2 separate regions of the Homo sapiens genome follow, and region 2 is linked to region 1. Evidence: chromatin loops called from intact Hi-C (ENCODE). Cell type or tissue: endothelial cell of umbilical vein. All regions are shown on one strand. Links, peaks and the distances in the headings refer to the core of each region. The heading gives the core; the rest is flanking DNA. Region 1 overlaps ATP13A3 (ATPase 13A3). Region 2 has its middle 17 kb from the start of CPN2.

The links. A loop is a pair of places that touch in the nucleus more often than their neighbours do. Peaks named below come from ENCODE experiments on the same cell type or tissue, not always from the same donor. Only the 100,000 strongest peaks of a DNase experiment are listed, where the experiment ranks them.
Region 2: a loop joins it to region 1, with 3 times the contacts of the local background. A loop is called at or near these places in 2 of 110 quality-filtered maps.

The regions. Positions count from the first base shown.
Region 1 is chr3:194,465,152-194,476,544 of GRCh38, reverse strand. The region is part of intron 2 of ATP13A3 (ATPase 13A3); the gene reads left to right. Among named protein-coding and RNA genes, the nearest start is that of ATP13A3, 16 kb to the left of the region's middle. In endothelial cell of umbilical vein, for the core only: a CTCF peak has its summit at 4,076; DNase peaks (open chromatin) are centred at 364 and 4,034.
Region 2 is chr3:194,328,345-194,339,737 of GRCh38, reverse strand. No RefSeq gene overlaps it. Among named protein-coding and RNA genes, the nearest start is that of CPN2, 17 kb to the left of the region's middle. RefSeq lists enhancers at 633-1,299, 2,225-3,105. In endothelial cell of umbilical vein, for the core only: a CTCF peak has its summit at 5,822 (motif pointing left); a DNase peak (open chromatin) is centred at 5,797; H3K4me3 peaks cover 562 bases; H3K27me3 peaks cover 1,671 bases.

The DNA of each region.
Region 1 (11,393 bases), core at 168-8,167:
TTGGATGTAGGTGTGAGATAGGAAGAGTTCGAAGGTGACTTCTAAATTCCTGGCTTGGCTTTTTAGGCAACTCATACTCATTAAAGGAGTAGGGGGAATTGGTGGTGGCTGGGTGGTGGGGCAGATTTTTTGGAAGAAAGAGAAAATGAACCTATTGAGTGTTAGCTGTCTGCAAACATGTAGTTGAATCTGTGGGTCTGAAGCACATGAGAGATTAGTGCTGAAAATGTGAATTGGTAGTTGCCATCGCGATGGTCCAGTAGTGCCACCCCTGATGAGATTGTTACAAAGAGAAGAGCCTGAGGAATATTAATAGGAAAATTAAGAAGCGGGCAGAGGAAATGGAGGCTTGGTAACCTGGCTACCTGCCCAGCAACCCAGGCTAGTGTAATGTGAACTGCAGCTCAGCAGAGTTGTAAGAGGTAAAATGGGCATTTGTGGGCTATCTTAGGAATCTAGACACTATTTTCCTTATGGAGAAATGCATTTCAAGTACATGTGGAGTAAGAATTGGTTTTTAAATGAATTTTGTTCCTTGAAAGATGGTGCTGCCTACGTGTCATTCCTTAAATTTGTTGGTAAGGCTTTTTGATGTAAAGTCACCCCATGCTTGACTTTCTGGTGAAAATGAAAAATACTAATCTTGGTTAAGTGAAGATGATTTTTTCCTGGTTTTGAAAGGCAGTATTCTGGTAAGTAAGAGTAGATAATGCCCATCAAAGTGTTGTGTAAACTAAATATTCCCATACAGGCGTCACTATTGTGGTTGTTATAGTGCCTAAATACATTGATTGTGGGGTGTGTCTGTGTGCGTGTGTGTGTGTATGTGGTTTTTTTTAAATCCTGGATAGTGGCATACAGGACAGTCATAGGAGGTTAGAAAGTTAACATTTTTATGATGGTTGTGCTGTGAATAAGGTGATTAACTTCTTCAATAGCAACTTATATTACTGTATTTTTGAAGTATTTGTTGAATGTAAATGTTACGGCCTTTGCATTGTCTATGCTGGGTTAGCGTGGGTAGGTTTCAGATTAGACAAAGGACTCAAGTAGAAAAACCCAAATTCATGTAACTTAAAGTTGACCCAAGTACCTATGAGTTACATTTATACATTTGCAGGATTTTACTTTTTGTACAGAATAGCTTCCTAGTGATTTTGTGCTTCTTTGTGGTTGGATTTTTCAAATCAGAATCTGGAAGAGTGAAATATGAATCATTCTGTAGTGTATGTAGATCATGAGGAAAACTAATTTTGCTTTGTTTCAAATTGCACAGTAATTCTGAAGTGAACCATACAGAAGTAATGAAAAAAATTATTTTTAGGTTTGCTATCAGTAAGAAAAAACAAACATTTCTGAGGTTTATATGTTTTTAACACACTGAAGACTTGGAGGTATAACCTCTGGAAAATTTTCTTCCACTCTTCTTTTTTTCTTCTCTACTCTTCCCTATTCCTATATTATTCCCTAGCATCCCCTTTTTCTCATCCTAGCTTTTCCTCTCCACCGTGCTGCGCTATTTCAGTATCTTTCTATGCAGAACGTTACTTTTTGTTGTATTATGCAACTACAGTGTAATCTTTTTGAATACTTTAATTAGTAATTTAAACTCAACATAGTCTTAGCAACAGTGCACGTTACTTAGCTGGCATGACCATAGTCTGAGCGGTGTGGCCAGTGTGAAGCATGAGTGTGCAGTGAGCACCGCATCACAGCAGCCACTTGCCGGCAGCAGCTGTAAGGTTGTATCTAAGCAGTGTCTTGATTTTAGCTATGGTAAAATGAGAATTCATGAATGTTTAAATTTCAGAGACCATCTTTAATTTGATGACTGAAATGTCAGCAGTTATTTGAGATTTTTATTAATAGCATTACAGTTTCAAATGAATAGTTGTTAATTTGCATTATAATGGAAGACATTAATTTACATATTACTCAACAAAAACTTTACCTTAACTCTGAACTAAAAAGTATAATTTTTAGTTTGGGGGAATTAGGCTTATTTATCATTTGGTTTGTTTACACAAGCTGTTATTGAAACTCTTGATTTGTCAATTTCTATTATATTAAGTGCCCATGCCACACGATTTCTTTTCTGCTTATTTTAACATACTCCTATTTCCAGCTGCTTGGAAGGCCAAGGTGGGAGGATCCCTTGAGCCCAGGTGTTTGAGACCAGCCTGGCAAGATGAAGAGACCTCATCTTTATGGGGGAATTGGGGGAATTAGTTAGGTGTGGTGGCTCAGGCCTGCAGCCCCTTCCTGCTCAAGGGAGCATCCCTTGAGCTGAGGAGTTGAGGTTGTGGTCAGCTGTGACGGTGCCACTGTCTTCCAGCCTGGGTGACAGAGTGAGACCCCATCTCTTAAAAAAACCCGAAAAACTCTTTTATTTGTTCTAACTAGGTGTTTTTGCTTTTAAATACCCACTGTCACCCCCCAAAGGAAAGAAAGCACAAAACTTTTATACTCTACTTCATAAATCTAAAGATGCAGAGGAATTTGAAGAAACCGTTAATGGTAGCCTCTGCCTTGCAATACAAGATGATGTTAACAGTTTGGTGTGTATCTTACACCTTTCTGTTTGGTCTTTTAAAAACACATATCCACAGAGTTATTTGGTTGCTATAAAAATAGTGTATTAGACATATTCCTTTTTTCCTGTTTTTATATATTACATAGCTCTATCTTGGTTTCTACACATAGATTTAACTCATTCTCCTTAATTCCATAAATTATTCATCTATTCTTCTATTGATGGACGTTCAGGTGGGTTCTAGGTTTTTTCCCCCTGCTGCAAACAGTGCTGCAATATACATGTTTTGTTCCTATGTACCTATATATGTATTTGTCATAGATTTTAAAAACTGGGATTGTTGGATCAAAGTGTATAGGTTTTAAATTTAAATATCTTCTGAGATCAGATGAGATTGGCACGTTCAAGGTGGTATGGCCATAGACAAAATTTAAGTATCTTGTCAATTGGTTTTTTAAAAAGGTAGGACAGATTCACTCCTAAGACCAATATATAAGGTTGCTCCTTGTCAGGTTTTTTTTTTTTCACCAATTTAATGGGCAAATAATGTCTTACCATATAATTTTATACTTTAAATACATCGTCTTGTTCTGTAATAGGTTCATTTGCTCTTTGTTATTGTTCTCTTCCTTGCTTTACAACTTTGCAAGATTCCTAAATTCTACTTTCAGACTAGAATGTACAGGGAGTATTAATATAGCTGTCTCTCTCCGCCCCATTATCATTTGTTTTGTGTTTTATTGCGTACATTAATTTTTTGTTGAGACACATGAATGCAGGGCATCTTTTAGAAAGGCAATTCTGCTTTCCATGTCACGATCTCCACTGGTACTAAAATATATAATTTCTCATTGAAATTTCAACTTTTATTTTAGATTCAGGGAATACCTGTGCAGGTTTGTTACATGGATCATATTGTGTGATGCTAAGATTTGGGGTATGATTAATCCCATCAACCAGGTAGTAAGCAGAGTACCCAATAGGTACCCTTGCCCCACCCCTTCCTTCATCTAGTCATTGCCAGTGTCCATTGTTCCCCATCTTTATGTCTATGTATATCCAATGTTTAGATCCCACTTACAAGTGAGAACATATAGTATTTGGTTTTCTGTTTCTGCATTAATTCGAATGCTTAGATAATGGCCTCCAGCTGCATCCGTGTTACTGCAAAAGACATAATTTTATTATTTTTTATGGCTGCATAGTATTCCATAGTGTATGTGTGCCACATTTTCTTTATGCAATCCACTGTTGGTGGATGCCTAGGTTGATTCCATGTCTTTGCTATTGTGAATAGTGCTGTGATGAACATATGAGTGCATGTGTCTTTTTTGTAGAACGATTTATTTTCCTTTGGATATATACCTAGTAATGGGATTGCTGGGTTGAATAGTAGTTCTGTTTTTAGTTCTTTGAGATAATTTCTCATCTTTAATCATTCTTGATCACTTCAGATAACTGCAGCAGTTCTATTTCTTAAGTCTTGTTGTAACTCAGCCTTTTCTCCTTACTAATGTTGGAACATCCCCTAGTGGTGAAAGAGTGTACCAGCAGGCCATATACAAAGGCTATGCTTGTGTAGCTCAAAACCTTTTTGGTTGATACTTATTGTAGAAATTATTCTATCTGCCTTATTTTAGTGGAGAAGAAGTTGAGACCAGCGTGAAGGAACTTGCATCATAGTTCATGTTGAATTAATTGTTATTTAAGGAAAAGTTAAGGTTGACTGTGTTTTTTTTTTGGCTACTGTGCAACAAAACTTTTATTAACATTTTGAACAGGTTCAGCTACTACTGAAACTGGTCATTTCTAAATTTAAATTGGGGCAAATGGCTACGGTGCAGAGTTAATGTCGTCATTGGGCACTGCGAAAAGGAGACTGAAGAACTGACAGCCATTCCTCAGATGGCGTCGAGGTGCAGGGTTGACTCTGGATGTTGTAATCAGAAAGAGTGTTGGTTGCCTGCAGCAATCAGCTGGTTGCCTGCAGAAGTGAGCCTCTTCTGGTCAGGGGGCATACTTTTTTACTCTGAATCTTGGCCTTTACATTCTCAGTGGTGTCACTGGGCTCCTCCTCCAGGCTGAAGGTCAGGGTCTTCACAGAGATTTGCATTTTGTTCTGTTAAGTGAAGTCAAAGATACTGCAAATTGCTAGTCACCTCCAGCCACCTGAAGGCCACTACACTGTTGCTCGACAAAGCCAGCCACTGAATCTAAAGTGACTCTTGTGCTGTTTTCATTTATGTTTGTTTGTTTTGGGGATGAAGTTGTAAATCCTACTGTTGTAATGTAGTAAAGAACCTGGCATAAGATGCACACTTAATACTTAGATGAATTAGTTTGATAAAAATAATTTAGGGCTGGGCGTGGTAGCTCACGCCTGTAATCCCAGCACTTTGGGAGGCTGAGGTGGGCAGATTGCTTGAGTCCAGGAGTTTGAGACCATCCTGGGCAATATAGTGAAACCCCATCTCTATAAAAGCACAACAAATTTGCTGGGCGTGATGGTACACACCTGTGGTCCCAGCTACTCAGGAGGCCGAGGCAAGAGAATTGCTTGAACCCGGAAGGCAGAGGTTGCAGTGAGCTAAGATTGTGCCACTGCATTCCAGCCTGGGAGACAGAGCAAGATGCTGTCTCAAATTTTCTTTTTCTTTTCTTTTCTTTTTTTTTTTTTTTTTTTTTTTAGAATTTGCTGCTACTTAACGCTGTATTATAGGCACATGCTTTTTCAGCTGGGCCAAAATGTAGAGGAGATAGAAATAAATCTAATTAATAGAAGTATACTTGTTAAAGGAGCTTTCAGAATGACAACTTTCTCTTGCCTGGGGTAAGATGCAGGCAAAGAGAATGGTCTGATAGAGCACCATGATGTGCTTCAAAGGTTCCTACAAGTTTAGAACTCAGGGTTGGCCATGCATTGTAGAATTAGAAGTTTAGGCATATATTCAATCAACTATTCAGTCTTCCTTCGGGAAGGCATTCAAAAGGCACTAGTGTCTCTTCCTCACTCCCACCCAGCCCAGAGGTAGCCATTGTCACCAATTTATTGATGTATTCGCCTTTTTGATTATCTCAGGAGTAGGTGCCAGTTTTCTCTCTAAGCCATTTTACTTCTGCCAGTTCTGAATATTCAGTCTGGGACTTATCACTGTTTCCTGTTGCCTGCCGCAGCATTTTTCATCGTAGATAGTAGTAATGTTTTGAAATCTATCTAGCAATCATAAGAGTCTTAAAATTCTTAACCTTGAATGTGGAATTTTAAAAAGTTACATACTTTTTAACAATTTAGGGGAAAGTATGAAAGTTTTAAGAACATAGTAGCTTGAATAATTGAAATAGAAAATCTCTCAGTGACGTAAGTGGACATTTTGAGAATGCAAACTGTTTTATTACATTGCATATAAATGATATTTTGCACATTTTTTTTTATAAAGAGAGAGTAAAATGCACGTATCATTTGTCAGTCCAAAGGTAATGTCCCCCTTTTTGCCAAATACTATACAATTAGACAAAACTCTGTAGGATTTCTCTGAATAAAAGGGTTGATTTTGTTTTTTAAATAGAGTATATGATAAAAGCGATAAAGTACCTATGCAAGAATTAATGGTATAGTGTAGGCTAAACTCTTCTTCATATTGATCCTAATACAGGTAATTATGTTATCTTTCCTAATTATAGCTTATTTTGTTATAGCTATCACATTGTTTTGTAACATACAAAAAAGTATAATTATACAAAGACTCCACTTTACAAATGTAAATACAGTCTTGGTTTGGTGTATATTGGATACAATGGTCTTCCTTAAGCCTAAACACAGAAACAAAAGCATATTATAAGAGAAAGTCCAAGATGGGAAGTGATAAAGTGGGTATTGAGTAGAGCTTTGTTAAAATTTAGCTGGTATCCTTGTAAAATTTCCATGTATTCATTAAATTATATTATGTCATTCTTATTTTTAGGAGCTGACTTGAAGTTTTAAGTTTTGCCCTCATAAAGAATTGTCACAATTTGGTTATTACAGTTGGATGATTCTGATTTTTTAAAAATTCTTTTTGTATATATTTGTATAGGTATTAAAATTGAAATTGTTCAATGACTAAAGTTAAGGCTTTAAACGTATTGGGGCATATTTTATTTCAACAGCAAAAAGTAGAACTGATTTTGAACTGGACAAGGTTATCTTCTCAGTTACTGTAAATTTTACAAGTTTGAGAATAAAATAATATTTAGAATGCTAGCTGTGCTGTTTATATTTCAAGATCATTAAAGCACTCTTGGCTTGTGTGGTCTTTAAAGATGGGTTTATCAAATATTTATTTAACATTGGTAGGTATGTGTAATTCTCAGAAAAAAAATCTAGGACTGCAAAACAAAGCGGGATAATTCCTTCTCTCATTCAACAATACAAGGTGTCACAGAAATCTCAGTGAAGTTTTAATTTTTAAAACTCCAGAATTATATATGTTATAAACTTAAACACCATTGAGAAATTCAGTTACTGGAATTTCTTTTATACTTATTTATTTTTGTGAGTTTTTTTTTCTTTTTTGAGACAGAGTCTCACTCTGTTCCCAGGCCGGAGTGCAGTGGTGTGATCTCTGCTCATTGCAACCCTCCGCCTCCTGGGTTCAAGCAATTCTCCTGCCTCAGCCTCTCCCTAGTAACTAGGATTACAGATATGCACCACCACACCTGCCTAATTTTTGTATTTTTAGTAGAGATGGGGTTTCACTATGTTGGCTGGACTGGTCTCAAACTCCTGGCCTCATGTGATCCTCCTGCCTTGGCCTCTCAAAGTGCTGGGATTATAGGCGTGAGCCACTGCACCCAGCTGTGAATTTTGAATGATGCGCTTTTTTTTTTTTGGTGTGTGTGTGTGATGGAGTCTTGCTCTGTCATGCTGGCTGGAGTGCAGTGGCGCAGTCTTGGCTTACTGCAACCTCCACCTCCAGGTTCAAACGATTCTCCTGCCTCAGCCTCCTAAGTAGCCAGGATTACAGGCGCATGCTACCTTGCCTGGCTCATTTTTGTATTTTTAGTAGAGATGGGGTTTCACCATGCTGACCACGCTGGTCTCAAACTCCTGACCTCAGGCATTCCACCCGCCTCGGTGAATAATGCATTTTTAATTTTAGTTTTTTACTTCAGTACTGCTGAAGATGGCAAATACTGACTGAAGGAAAAAATTAAATTAAAAATGTATTATTCAAAATTGCTTTGCCTGAACTTTTACTTGATTACAGGTCGTTATTTAAATCACTTCGTGAAATTACCTACTTTGGAATTGTAGGCACGTACATAGACTATCCTTAAAAAAATTCAACACTCTCCACACTCACTATTATAATATTGTTACAACTCTTGAGAAACTCAGGTTTGAAGCAAAGATGTCTTTGAGGTTTGGAGATTTCTGTGTCTGAAAACAACTGATCTTGTTTTAAGGAATGAAATCTGACTAACTTTTAGCATGGTATAGGATAAATAGTATACTTTAATTGTTTGTAGTAATTACATAATGTGAAAAAATAAGTAAACTTTCAAAAATTGGCATATTTAATGTAGTGAGATTTTTTTTCCCAGTAGCTTCACTTTGTCCCATACTGTTTTTTTTTTTTTTTTTTTAAACTCACACAGCAAATCAAGTTTATTATAAATTCAAGGAAGGGTTTGGTTAAGCACAATAGCCTATAAGCTCCTTGCTATTTAGATAACATCAAGACTCAGGCATGCACTGTGGAATTGGAACTTCGGTGAGCTAACTAGCTAGGATTTATTCAAATAATAGGAGCTCTACGAGTGACAGATGGCAGAAGGGCACATCTTCTGAAAACTTACTAAAAATTGGTGAATTACAAAATTCTAAATTTTAATACCTTAATCATTTTGAAAGCAGTTCAGACAGAACCGAAACAGAAATATTTGGCATAAAATTCCAAATTTTTATGCTTAGTTTTATTTTTATTATTAAAAGCCAGCTTTTGAAAGCTGTGCAAATATCAGGAATTGGGAAGAATGATGATATAGTGCTACTGGTAAGAAAAATTTCTTCAATTTGTTTTCTCTGATATCGAATTTGACTTGGTTAAAAAACGTGTGCTCCAGCAGTCCAGAAAAGTTATATTTCTGTAAGTAATGGGTTTATCAATTTGGTATTAATGCTTCAAATGTCTGATTAGATATATAGTAGAATTGTATTTAATATGTATTTTTATCTTGATAAGCAGTGTATTTTAAATATGTTTATGTGGTTTTTTATCCTCTCAGTCATTGAAATAATCAGGGCTTTTACTTATGTACATTTAAAATTTAAATATGTTTTTAACATACATATGTTCTAAATGTAAGAGCTGTTGGAGTTGTCGCATTGGAGTTGACTAAAAGTTTATGTGAAAAGTGAATTCTTGGGTAATTTCCTTTGAGGTGTATAATATATTCAAAGTGAATAATTAATTGGAGGTTTTTAGAGCAACTTTTTATTTGAATTGTTTATTTTTAGCACTTTGGTAAAATTTGCTAAGACTTAATTTGCTTTAAAAAACAACTACGTTTTAGAGAAATTACACTCATAAAAAGAGTAATGGTGTAATATGGTTAAAAAATTGTATTTTGAAAAGTATGAAAATAGATTGCTATAGGCAGTGAACTGCCTATAATAAGCTCATTTAAAAATAATTAATTGGAAGAGTTCTTTATGTGGTCTAACTGTAGAAGATGAAGTGAAAAATATTATTATGCTGAACTAAGGTGAATGAACTCCTTCTATAGATGGAGAAAAAGTTTTAAATAGTTAAAAGTACATGGGCTTAATGAAAACATTGGATTTTAACGGCAGTTCCTTTCTAAAGTTATAAAACATGCTTATTCATCTATTTATACATACATTCTACATTGAAAAATTTGGATTTACAGGAGTGGGAAGTCTGTAGGTTTGTGGGAAATTGATGAAAGACAAGGGTGAAGAAGAGTAAGATTCAAAAACCAACAGAAGTTTGGTGAATTGAGTTTATGGATAATACCTGGCACATAGTAGATTGAGTCAGTGGACTTTTGAGTCAGTGCCCCAGAGGCAGAGTCCTTAATATTCGTGGCCCTCTGTGCCAGAAATAAATGTCTTCTGAAAGTTTTCTTCTGTCTAAAAGCTTCAGATGGGTGGGAATTAATTTTTAAATTTTTTATTTTTATTTTTTTAGTGATGGAGTCTCACTGTTCTGCCCAGGCTGGACTCAAACTTTTGGGCTCAAGTGGTTCTCTCATTTCAGCCTCCTGAGTAGCTGAGACTATAGGCATGCACCACTGCACCCAGCTGTTTAATTTTTAATTTTCTGAAAACCTTTTCTATTATCAACAATTTCTACACATTAAAAAGTAGAAAGACTAGTATAATGGACTCTCATGTATCCATTCACTCAGCTTTTAACTTTGCTTTAGCAGTTATCAAACTCATGGCCATCCCCTGGTCAATAAAGATGGGTTTTTTAATTTAAAAAATTTTAATTTTGAAGTAACTTTAAACCTACAAAAAAGTTGGTGTATCAGTGTCAAGTTGCTTATTAAGTTCCTTGATTAGTCTTCTGATACTTGCAGAATCTTTTGTGGTATATCTGCTTATTACTGATACTGGTAATTTGCATCTCTCCTCCCCGTTTTCTTTCATTTTGATGAGTCGAGGTAGCAGTTAACAATTTTATGGATTTCAAAGAACCAGCCTTTTTGGTTTCAGTGACGTTTCCTCTTTCTGTTTTTTTATTTCATTGATTTTTTTCTCTGAATTTTATTTCCCTATAGCGGTTACTCTGGGAGTAATTTGCTATTCTTTCTCTGCTTTTCTTAAGGTGGAAGCTGAGGTCATGACCTTTCTTCTCTCAGATACTGGAATTTAGTGCTATAAATTTTTTTCTAAGTACTGTTTTAGTGGCATGTTACACATTTCAATATATCATTTTTATTCAGTTCAGAATACTTTGTATTTTCCACTTTGATGACTTTGACCCATTGGTGTTTTAAAAGTTTATAATTTTTTTTTTTTTGAGGTGGAGCCTCACTGTGTTGCCTAGGCTGGAGTGCAGTGGCGTGATCTTGGCTCACTGTAGCTTCCGCCTCTGGGATTCAAGCGATTCTCCTGCCTCACCCTCCTGAGTAGCTGGGACTACAGGCATGCACCACCACCCCTGGCTAATTTTTGTGTGTGTGTGTGTGTGTGTGTTTTTAGTAGAGATGGGGTTTCACCATGTTGGCCAGGCTGGTCTTGAACTTTTGGCCTCAGGTGATCTGCCCGCACCAGCCTCCCAAAGAGCTGGGATTACAAACGTGAGCCTGCGCCTAGATTTATTTACTTGAAAACAGTTGTATTATTTCAGGTCTTATGTTTAAGCTTTGTTAGGCAGTACCAGAGCAGTTTTTGTTTGAGGCAAATTTTATCCCGCTAACTAAAGCAAAAACCCGAATACCCTTCCTGATTCCTTGTGGCTAATGGGGTTTTCCATTGTGGTTGGTAAAAATGGGTACGATTCCCAGCCTTTTGTGAGCCCTGGTGGTTTAATTCCCTTAATCATTTTGGGTGGTTCTTTCCCTGGCCTTCGGTAGTTTCTTCACACACAAGTGCTGAGCGGTACGCAGCTGAAGGCTTGAGGGAGTCCATCTTGCAGGTCAGTCGTGTTCTTAGTGGGTCAGACTCTCTTCTGGTGATCTGACCAGCAAACCTCATTGCTTTGGTGCTTCCCCAGACTTCCAGTTTCATCTCCCAAACTCAGGGAAACTGCTGGGCTCCCTCTGAGTTCCCTGTCCTCCCTTTTTTTGTGACCTGTAAAGTGTTTTCCATCAGTAAACTGGGACAGTTGTAGGGCTTACCTAGTTTGTT
Region 2 (11,393 bases), core at 1,794-9,793, 140 kb after region 1:
CACAGCAATATATGCTTTCGGGAAAATTATAGTTATGCTTTGATGTGCTTACATATGCTGAATGTCAAGGATCATTTCCTTTCAATCAATAAAATGATAAATGTTGTCATATGCTGTCAGCCCATCCACATGTAGTCACAGCTGAGTTCAGTCTTCACAGACAAGGCCCCTGCATAAGAAAAACTTAAAACAAAGGCAATGCATTCCTCTGCTTGCCTTCTGAGGGCGCCCTGCCCTGCAAGGGAGTAGCTTTCAATCAAATTCTTTTCACTGCACTCAGCGACTCGCCTTGAACTCCTTCCCGCGTGAGATCCGAGAACCCTCTTTCGGGGTCTGGACTGAGACCCTTTTCTGGTCACACCACCAACACCCGGCTAATTGAATCAGGATCTCAGAAAACGGGGCCCAGGCACCGGCGTTTTGATTTTTGTTACTACCGGTTTTTAAAAGCCTCCCCAAGCGACTGAAGGGTTCAGCCAGCATTGAGAGGCAATCTCCTTCTTACACAGAGGAGGAAACTGGGGCCCACAGAGGAGCTGTGATTTGCCAAAGGCTGAAGAATGTGAAGAAAAGAGGTGTGGGTGCCGGGTGCGGTGGCTCACGCCTGTAATCCTAGCACTTTGGGAGGCTGAGGCGGGCAGATCACGAGGTCAGGAGTTTGAGACCAGCCTAGCCAACACGGTGAAACCCCGTTTCTACTAAAAATACAAAAAAAAATTAGCTGGGTGTGGTGGCACGTGCCTGTAATCCCAGCTACTCAGGAGGCTGAGGCAGGAGAACTGCTTGTCCCGGGACCTGGGAGGTAGAGGTTGTGGTGAGCTGATATCACACCATTACACTCCAGCCTGGGCAACAAGAGCGAAACTCTGTCTCAAAAAAAAAAAAAAAGAAAGAAAGAAAGAAAGAAAAGAGGTGTGGGAGCCGCGTGTGCTGAGTTCTAGTCCAGAACCCATGGAAAACGTTACTGCTGGGCCAGACCAGACACATCACCAGGAGACGGGGCACGAGGTGCCCCGGGGAGCAGGGCACACTGGGAGCTGCTTCTTCACTGATCTCTCCTTGGCCTGAGCTGGCTGTTGGCCATGCTCTTTCCCCAACATCATTTGGCAGAGAGAAATTCTGATGTTGTAATTTAATGCAGGGTTATGTTTTGAGGGGGAAATTTAATTGAGAGAAATGTCTGCTGGATTTTCCTATCCCTTTATCCCTGCCAGCGGACAGGACGTGTCTGTGGCTCAGACAGGCATTCAGGCGATGGGGATTTCCGAAGCTCCTGCTATGTGCTAGACATGGGGTCGTTTTCCCAGAGAGTGGCAACACATCCAGGCTGGAGCCAGCAGCCCAAGGCCAAGATCCCCAATCTCGGAAGGGTCTGGGCAAGGTTATTCTTAAACCAAATGAATTTGGGTGTCTGTTGCTTTGGTGAATCTGTGAATCAGCTTCCATCACCTTAGAATGTAATTGATTTGAGCCTCAGGAAGCCTGTTTCTTTTTTCTTTTTTCTTTTTTTTAAGTAGCCCCACAAGCCAAGCTCAGTGGTGTACGCCTATAGTCCCAGCTACTCAGGAGGCTGGGGTGGGAGGATCACTAGAGGCCAGGAGTTCAAGGCTAGCCTGGCCAACATAGTGAGACCCCGTCTCTAAAAAATAAATAAGAAATAAAATGCCCCACAGGAAATGAGGAAGACATTGTGTTTCCTAGTCTAATGCGGGCATGTCACACCTTCCTTCCCCCATACCTGCCCCCGCCCTTGGTTCCTGGCCTCACTGTCTTTCAGCCACCCAGGAGAGAAACCCGAGACTCAGCCCAGGCTCCCCCTCTCACATCTCCCAACACCACCCGCTTGACTCCCCCACCAAACCCTTCCTTAGACTTAGACCTGCTGGCTTGTTCTCAGGGGGCTATGCCAGTGGCACCTGGAGGTTCCCCGATGCCCTCACCCTGACCCACACTTGGCATGATGTCTTTGTAATTTTTGCAGGCCTATCAGTGTAGAATGACACCTACGCTGTTTTCGCTGGCATTTCTGTGATTCACACTCAGGTCTTTCAGGTTCTCTGTGTACGTGCGGCTCAGTTGCTAAACTTTTTTTTCTTTGGAGACGGAGCCTCGCTCTGTCACCCGGCCGGAGTGCTGTGGCGCGATCCCGGCTCACTGCAACCTCCGCCTCCTGGGTTCAAGCGATTCTCCTGCCTCAGCCTCCCGAGTAGCTGGGACTACAGGCACGCACCATCACGCCCAGCTAATTTTTGTATTTTAGTAGAGACAGGGTTTCACCATGTCGGCCAGGATGGTCTTGATCTCTTGACCTTGTGATCCACCTGCCTCGGCCTCCCAAAGTGCTGGCATCACAGGCGTGAGCCACCTTGCCTGGCCTGCTGAAACTTTTTGATTCTCTTCCCTTGGCATCCCTTGCCCTCTAGGCTCTCATCTCAAACCAGGCAACAGCTCTCACTGTTCCCTGCCTCTTGCTCTCATAAGATTTCGCTGGGCCAGCTGCCTGAAGCGCTGGCAGAAGCATGTCCCTCTTCTGCAAGACCTTCAATAACTGCCTGGGGCCTCCTTCATCAACATGCACCCTCCTCACTCTGCCCCAGGGCCCTGCAGAATCAGCTCATCTGGGCTTCCAGCCTTATCTCTTCCTCCTCGTCGCCCCTCTACAGCCCTGACCCCTCGCCCTTGCCCTTCCCCATTCCTTAGCTCAGGCTCTTCTTCACAAGTTTCCTGCTCTACTTGGAGCCCTCCTTAAGGCCCAAGATCCAATGCAGCCTTTCCCGTGGCCGGTGCTTCCTGCCGCTTCGCCTCCTCTGAACTCCCCGGCACTGGCCTGCGCTGGCCTCTTTCTGCCTTGTGTTTTCATCCCATGTGGCTGATTTGTCCCGGTGGCCAGGAGCTCCTGGGGGCCTGCTGTACATCTGGTTCCCTCCTCCCTCCCTGCCCGAGCCTTTCTCCCAGGCCAGTCCACAATACAGCTGGAAACCAGGTAGCAGGTTGTGCAGTGGCTCAGCCGGGGGCTACAAAGCGTCTGGGAGCAGGAGGGGAGGAGCGGCTAGAGGGAGGCTCAGAGGCTGGAAGCCTGAGCATTCACGGACTCCTTGGCCCTGAGGACTGAAGGAAGGGGTAAGAGTGAGTGAAGAACACGCCCAGCTCCTGGACTGGTCAATGCGCTGATGAGAATCAAGGGGAGTAGGGGACAGAGCCTGCTTAGACGTGTCTGTGGTCAACAGGAGGACATGGGGCTCTGAGCAGGGGGTATCAGCCTGGGGCTGAAAAGAGCTGAGCCCAAGAGAAGAGCTGGGCTCATTACCAGAGAGGAGGCATCCACACAGGGGTGCATGGGAGGCTGCCCAGGGCATGGGAGGACAGCGAACCCTGAGATGAAGCTGCAAGAGGCGGCCCAGGAGGGTTGCAGGGGTGGCTGAGGTGGTAAGAGGCCGGGCATGGTGGCTCACGCCTGTAATCCCAGCACCTTGAGAGGCTGAGGTGTGTGGATCACCTGAGGTCAGGAGTTTGAGACCAGCTTGGCCGACATGGTGATGAAACCCCGTCTCTACTAAAAATACAAAAATTAGCCAGGCGTGATGGTGGGCGCCTGTAGTCCCAGCTACTTGGGAGGCTGACGCAGGAGAATCGCTTGAACCTGGAAGGTGGAGGCTGCCGTGAGCCGAGATCGCACGACTGCACTCCAGCCTGGGCAACAAGAGCGAAACTCCATCTCAAAACAAATAAAAATAAAAATAAAAAAACAAGGGAGAACAGCTCTAGTGAGTGGGCAGCTTGCACTCAGCTGCTGGGAGAATGAAGCTGCCACTCAGCTGGCCCAGGCTGCCCCTACACCTCAAACCTTTTCCTTCTCCTTAGCAGCAGCCATGATGTGTGCTGAGCAGGCAAAGCCACCCTCCCCTCTGGGGCCTTTGTGTCACAAAGTCGAGCGTCTGGGGTTTCCCTTCCCGAGGCTTCGTTTTATCTCAGTTTCTCCTGGGCGCAGCGCGGGTACTGGGACACCTGGACTCTCTGTTGTTGTAGGGGTTTGTTCTTGCAAGCCATTCCCAAGCTGCTTCCTGAGCTGTAAACATCTTAGGACCATGGGTCATGATTGGCAAGGAATATGCCTTGCTAGCTTTGGGATGGAGTTGATTTTCAGACGATCTTACTCTGTCTCTTCTAGGCTCCTGCCTCCCTAACACTGGGGTTACCCAGATATCATTTTGTTTAAATCTCCCCCAGCGATTCTAACGCATGGCCAGGGTTGAACATTTAGGCAGAATTTTGTCTCGGGCACTGTCCAGGGCTAGGTTCAGTGTAATTTGCACTGGGCAATGCTGGCCTCCTCAGACCCACCTGGTGTCTGCTCTGGATGAATTCATGAATGAAACAAGTGACAAACATCATGTATAAAAATATTTCATGGATTTTTTTTCTTTCTTGTTGATGTTTTCATTGTATTTTATTATTATTATTTTTTGAGATAGAGTCTCACTCTGTCTCCCAGGCTGGAGTGCAGTGGCACGATCTTGGCTCACTGCAACCTCTACCTCCCTGGTTCAAGCAGTTCCCCTGCCTCAGCCTCCCGAGTAGCTGTGATTACAGACACGCCACCACGCCCGGCTAATTTTTTTTTTGTATTTTTAGTAGAGATGGGTTCTTGCTATGTTGGCCAGGCTGGTCACGAACTCCTGGCCTCAGGCAATCTGCCCGCCTCGGCCTCCCAAAGTGCTGGGATTATAGGCATGAGCCACCGCGCCCGGCCGATGTTTTTAATTTTTCAGCATTAGTGCTCTCATAAATCTTGCATTTTTGAAGAAACAGCAGCTGGGGGTGCGCTCTGCCTTGCTTTTTTTTTTTTTTTTTTTTTTTTTTTTAGATGGAGTCTCCCTCTGTTGCCAGGCTGGAGTGCAGTGGTGCAATCTTGGCTCACTGCAACCTCTGCCTCCTGGGTTCAAGCGACTCTCCTGCCTCAGCCTCCCAAGTAGCTGGGGCTACAGGCACGTGCCACCATGCCCAGCTAATTTTTGTATTTTTAGTAGAGACAGGGTTTCAACATGTTGGCCAGGATGGTCTTGATCTCTTGATTACGTGATCCGTCCGCCTTGGCCTCCCAAAGTGCTGGGATTACAGGCGTGAGCCACCGCCACCGGCCTGCCTCGCTTTCTTATAGTAAAGGATGGCTAAGACATTCCAAAGCTCCTCCTTCCAGCAGGCAGGACGCTCTTCCAGGAAGCTTTGAATGTTGTACCTTCTTTAGTGATGTCCTGCTACTTGCCAGTCATGCAGCCCTCGGCAAATTACTAAGCTGTCTGTGGCTCAGTGTCCTCACCATAGTTTTATCACATAGCACCCACCTCATAGTGTTATTGGTGAAGATAAAATAAGTGCATCCATATAAAGTACCCACAACAATGACACATGGTACGTTCTCCAAAATCGTTATCTTGCATTATTATTTTTGTTAGTATTATTCTAGAGAGAACTGTGGGTGTGGGTGCGGACGGGGTAGGCAAGCACCGGCCAATTGTTTTACCTGTTCCCGTTGATCTGTTTCTGGAAGAACGTAAAAACTGCTGTTTATATATCAAAATTGCATTGTTTAGGAGGATTGGAAATGCAATTGACACAATTGTTCAGTGCTAACAGTGGATATTGGAAAACTGGACGGTGCCGTCAAAGATTAGACTGTCTAGCGCGATGCGAGTCCAAGGACGAATGCTTTCTGGCCCTCTCAGCCTGCTTCCACCACGCGCGCATCTGCAAGCATTTTAAGTCTGCGCCTGCAGAGGTCCCGAGCCTGGTCTCGGAGCGCCCCCTTGTGGTCGCACGGAAGAACGCGCCCCGCGCAGACGTGGAGGGCCAGGGAGGGGTTCTCCCAGCTCCGCCCGCGGGCGCGGCGCGGTACTTTATTCTTGGAAAGTCAGAACCGGGTCCCCTAGAAGGGATACGGGCACATTGACACGGTGACCCGGGGGATACTTGCCGGAGTGCATGCGGGCGTGCGTGCGGAGCCGTCACGGCTTCTGTCTCCTGCACGCCTGAAAAAGCGCCAGGTCCGCTTGGGGCCCATGCACCGAGGAGCCGCCGGGCGGAGGCGAGTCCACCCGCCACCCGGTGGGGCGGCGAAGCGTTCGGGGCGCTCCAGATTGTCCCCGCGCTGCCGCGGTCCTGCACAGTGACTCGTCCCGCGCCCTCCACGGCTTCCAAGCGTCCCCTGCGACCTCCAGATGCCGATGTGGTACGAACCCCGTCCTCGAGGATCTCAGCTGGGAGCCTCCTGCTGCGCGCTGCTGCCACGTGGACGCGCGGTTCAGGACCGCACCTGGCAACGTGCATCCTGGGAAGACTGTGCTTTGTTTTCTTTGGGATTTTATCAAGAGTTGTTCAGCACTTTGGGAATCTTTATCCCGAGGCAATGCTTAGCCCTGATTGCAAAATGTCAAACACGGACACAAATTCATCCTTTACTCATCGTGAGTGAGTGACAGTGACTTCCAGTCTGTTAGTGAGATCTTGGCCAAACATTCCACATGGAAACGAATTCTTTTATTATAAGTTACCTTTGACTTCTAATTAATATTACAGATAGAAGGTTTTATTTTTAAATTCTCTGCGAGGTTTGACGATATTATCTGTGAAGTTTTTTTTCAGGAGACTAAAGCGGGTGTTACAAATGATTTACCAGGAAATCATTAGGTCTGTGGGGGTGCGGTTCAGAGGTCAAAGTAACAGAAGGAGCAAAACCACATGGTCTTCATCAAAGGAGGCCTGCTGGTGTGTCCTGGCCCTGTTTTCCTCCCGGGGTGGAGGCTATGGGTCTGAGGCTCCCCTTCCCACCATGGCGTGAGAGATCCTTTCGCAGAGAAGCTTTGTAAAGGGGAGCAGAGATTCCAGCTGCATTTGGAGGGAAAGGACAGATTCGTGTATTAGTCTGTTCTCCAGCCAAAAAGAACCAACAAGAGATGATAGATAGATAGGAATTGGCTCATGCAATTGCAGAGGCTGAGAGATCTCAGGTTCTGCAAGCTGGAGACCCAGGGAAGGCGGTGGTGTAATTCCATCCAAGTCCCAAGACCTAAGAACCAGGGGATCTGATGATATAAATCCCGGTGCAAAGGCAGGAGATGAGATGTCCCCGCTCCAGCAGTGAGGCAGGAAGACGCGGGGCAGTTACTCCTTCCTCTGCCTTTTTGTTCACTCAGGCCCTCAGTGGATTGGGTGGTGCCTGCCCTGGCTGGGGAGCGGATCTGCTGTGCTGAGTCCACCTTTCCAAATGTCAATGTCATCGGGAAACGCCCTCAGAGACACACCTGGGAACGGTGTGTGTCATCAGGGTACCCTGTGGCTCACTCAGGTTGACACCTAAAATTGAACATCACAGTTAGGAAGCCTGATTTGTGGCACCCGCTCTGCCTCACTTGCGACCTGTGTCTGTGAACAAGCCACGCCCCCTCTCTCCAGGCCTCAAAATCTTCACTGAGTAACTAGGGGCTGAAAGCCTGGGTGGACGTGTGGATGCCCCACCTCCTGCTCCAGCCGTCTGAGGTGTGCCGCCTCTCCAGCAGGCACCCACCCCCTCACTTGGCCTGGAGGATGGTGGGCACCTCCCCAGGGTGGGGCCCAGCCAGAGCCCAAACTCTCAGCACTCTGGGGGCAGCGGAACCCCTTGGCCGCCACTCAGCGCAGACTGCAGCTGTCCAGCCTGGCCCCTCAAGAACCTTCTCTGCATTCTCCTTGCCCACTGGTTTGCTCAGTGATGATAAACTGACTCCCTGTCTGTGCAGCCCAGCCTTCCCTGGGCTGGCCTCCCTGTAACATTCCCGCTGGCTCTGGGCAGGTGGACACCCAGTCCCCAGACAGCCCTTCAGAAGTGGAAGCAGTCTTCATCATGCTCAGGCAGTCCTCCCGTCCCCAGTCTAAACATTGCCAGGAGCCACTTCTAACAAGTAGTTGCTCACACAACGCAGAGCCTTCACTTCCACGATCTCCGTGCCGTGGAAGCTGTGATTGCGGGCCATCGTGAAGGATGTGCTTCCTTCCAGAGCTGGGGATCCGGGGCTGAGGTCCCACGGTAGCTGGGAAGCCTTTTTCCTTGAGCCTTTTTCCTGGCAGTTTTCATCCGTCACTGTATCCGGGGAGCTTTTTATTTTTTTCTTGGAACTCTGTGGCTGGCCTGGCTGTGTCCTTTGATTCCAGTCCTGTGGGATGGATTATTCCAGCAACAGCCTTTGCAAGATTTCTTTGCCACACTGGCTGTCATGGAAATTCCAGAGACTATGGAGGCAGCCTTCAGAGAGCCATTTCCTGGTCGTGGACATTCCTGTGATCGGATGGGGAGCATTAATACTCCTGCAAGGTTGAAAAAGTGGCCTGTGGAGGCTCTGGCTAAGCCCTTTGAAGCAGATGTACTACTAATCTGGAAGGCCTGGTGTGCTCGGGGGTCTCTGGAGATCTCACTTTATGACATGGGCTACCAAGGTGCTCAGACACCACCTTGCCAGCTGTGGAAATGAAAATCCAGTCTTCAGAATGACAGGTGAATCAAAAGAAGAGACCATTTGATAACCTTGAGAGTTGGTGAAACTTCCTAAGCAATACTGACATTTCTTTCCTGCCCAAGGGACAAGGGTGCTAGCCGACCCTGGTACACTTGGCTGAAAGAGACCAGAATTAGATACTACCCCTCAGGATTCTGGACAACCTAGTGCACCTGGTTGAACTGAGCATTCAGGACAATGGGAACTTTTCCCAGAAATGGCTTGAATTGGAAATGATAAAATTGGAAATCAGTCTCCCTGGGAAGCTTCCCTCTTATGTCTTCTTTGGGCCAGTCAATGGCACACAGGGGAAACTCAGTTCAAATGAGCTGGGCCATGCCCAGGCCTGTTCTGCAAGCCTGCTCTTCTGGGAGCAGGGCCCAGCTGGAGCAGCTCCAAGCTTCTGCCAGACACCCCTCCCCCAAGAGGCTGAGTAGTTTTCATACCCAGGTTTCAGTTCTTCCTTGGAGAATCATGAATTTGGGAAACTCACATATTTCAGCGTGGAGGTCAGTTACGTCGCCTCTTTAAAGGATGATGCATTTTCTTCTTTTGCAAACTTTTTGGAATCTCTCCCTGGAGCCACCAACGTGGTAAGCTTGTCTCAGGGCCTTTTGCATCCCCAGCCAAGCTCTCATCTGTGAGATTCCTTCTCAGGTGGCCTCAGAGGATTCCCACGTGGGTGAAGTTGTCAGCATCTCACTGCCACTCTGTGCAACAGCTGAAAATGACTGAACGGCCCTGCTTTGCTTTCAGCCAGCCCTGCTGAGGCTTCGCCACCCTCAGGAGCATTGAGTGTCATTGTAGCCACTGAGCTCCATGACCACGCTCTCAACCCCCCAACCTCTCTGCAGCCAACAACACTCAGCCTGCAGCCACACCCCCATCAACCTCCTGTGTGCGCGCCAGCCCTCGATGACAGCGTTTCACATCCCCAGGTCCTTTCAGGCCACCATGACCCTCAAGCTGCAGCCCTCCTCTCACCTGCAACCGTGTCCAGAATGCCAGTCTGTGGGGTCTTCTTGCCACGGTTCCAGTGAAATACAGATGATCCAGCCCTTGAGACTTCAACTTACAATTTTCTGACTTTATGATAGATTTACTGGGGTATTAAATGCATTTTTGACTTATATTTTGGACTAACAATGAGTTGATCAGGATGTAACCCCATCATAGGCCTGTAAACCTCTCTTTGCCTGGACTTCGAGTTCCTCTCCAAAAAGGAGCCCACAGCCACCATGCACGCTGAGCCCATCCAAGAAAGAAACGCCCACTCACTGCACGTCCCGGGGAGGTGCCCACAGTCACACCCTCCCTCCCTCCCGTGTAACCTTTCCAACAACAAATTCCCATGTGCTTTCGCCTGCCCCAGTTGTCAGCAGCACAGAAAACACTTGGGAGACAGCATCAGTGACCCTGTCATTACAGTCAACACACCTGCTGGAGTTTGCTCTTGCACCTGTCCCCAGCACTCAGCTGCTCTGTGGCCTTCGCCAGCTGTGCCCATCAGCCAGGCACCAGAGGCTGCCCCTGAGCCCCAGAGATCAGGAAAGTTGCAGGGGAGGGAGCAAGCCCCAGCACAGAACTCTTCCTACACAAGGAATCCCAGGGAGTCCTCCCAGGACGAAACGGACACGTACCTCCTCCTGCCCTCAAGAGGGGACGTGCAACTTCTCCAGAGAGGAGAGGGGACATCTGGGTGAGACTTGGGGGCTGAATGGGGGGGATTTGCATTCAACCCCTGGACTGATTTTAGTTTTGCTCTGACATATGTAAGCCGCCATTTTTTTTGGTGTGTGATATTGTTTTCACATCTGAGCAGCTGGCACACTTGTGAAGTCTTCTGGAGTCTTAAAAACTGGATCTAAAAGTTGGAAATCGGCATATGCTAATAAATGTCAAGCCACGGCCCTAGGGCATTTGCGGTAAGTACTATTAGACTCACTGCATTCACCCACAAACACATCCCATAGCTAAATTAAAATATAAGAACGAACTCAATACGATGTTTGACTATCCAGCCTCTACACTGTCCTCAATAGAGCTCTAAGCCAGGGAAATAAAAATACCTCCTCAGCAGCCAAAATGAATTTCCAGTGCCCGAAATGAAAGCTCATGCATCCGCTCCAAGGAACATTCCTCCTTTCAGAATCTGTTCACCTTCACAACAGACAGGGGCTATCACGTTTGGTTACGTGATTTCAAGGCGATAGCAGATTAAAGACAAAAATGATCAGTTGGAGGAAGGTAACGGTCCTGCTGGAGGAAGACTTGCTAACAACTAAGAAAGTGATAGAAAAATGGCAAAATCAGACACGAACTCCCAAAGAACAGCTGGGCCATTTCACGGAGGGTACCTGGTAGCTTCCGAGGGCAGCACGCTACTCCAGCACAGGTAAGAGCTGAGGGAAATAACGATGACCCCAGCTACCTTGGAAAAGGTAACATCAGGTATAATACTGTCTCAGTTTGCATTCCCGTGAAAGCAGAGCTTGGTGCGAGGGCTTGGATGCAGTTTAATTGGGCGATGATCCCAGGGAGCAGGACCATGAGATGCGGAAGGGGGAAAACCGGTAGAGAAAAACGTGCTGGCTGTGGTGGCTGCTGTGGGGCCTTCCTGGGAAGCATCCAGAAGGTCTCCAGGGCTGCCTTCCTGAAGCACAGGAGGCGCGCATGCCTCCACCGGCTCCCACCGCCAGCTTCCACTCCCCACGCTTCGGCGCTCAGGCAAAGGGGCATCGGGGAACGCCACCGGGCAGAGACATCAGAGAGCTGGGCCGGGAGGTGGGAGATGGGGTGGAACCGCCCTGTACAGTGGCTGCTGAAAAGAGCAGGGGCTGAAGGCATCTGCTGCAATTACCCTCTGTT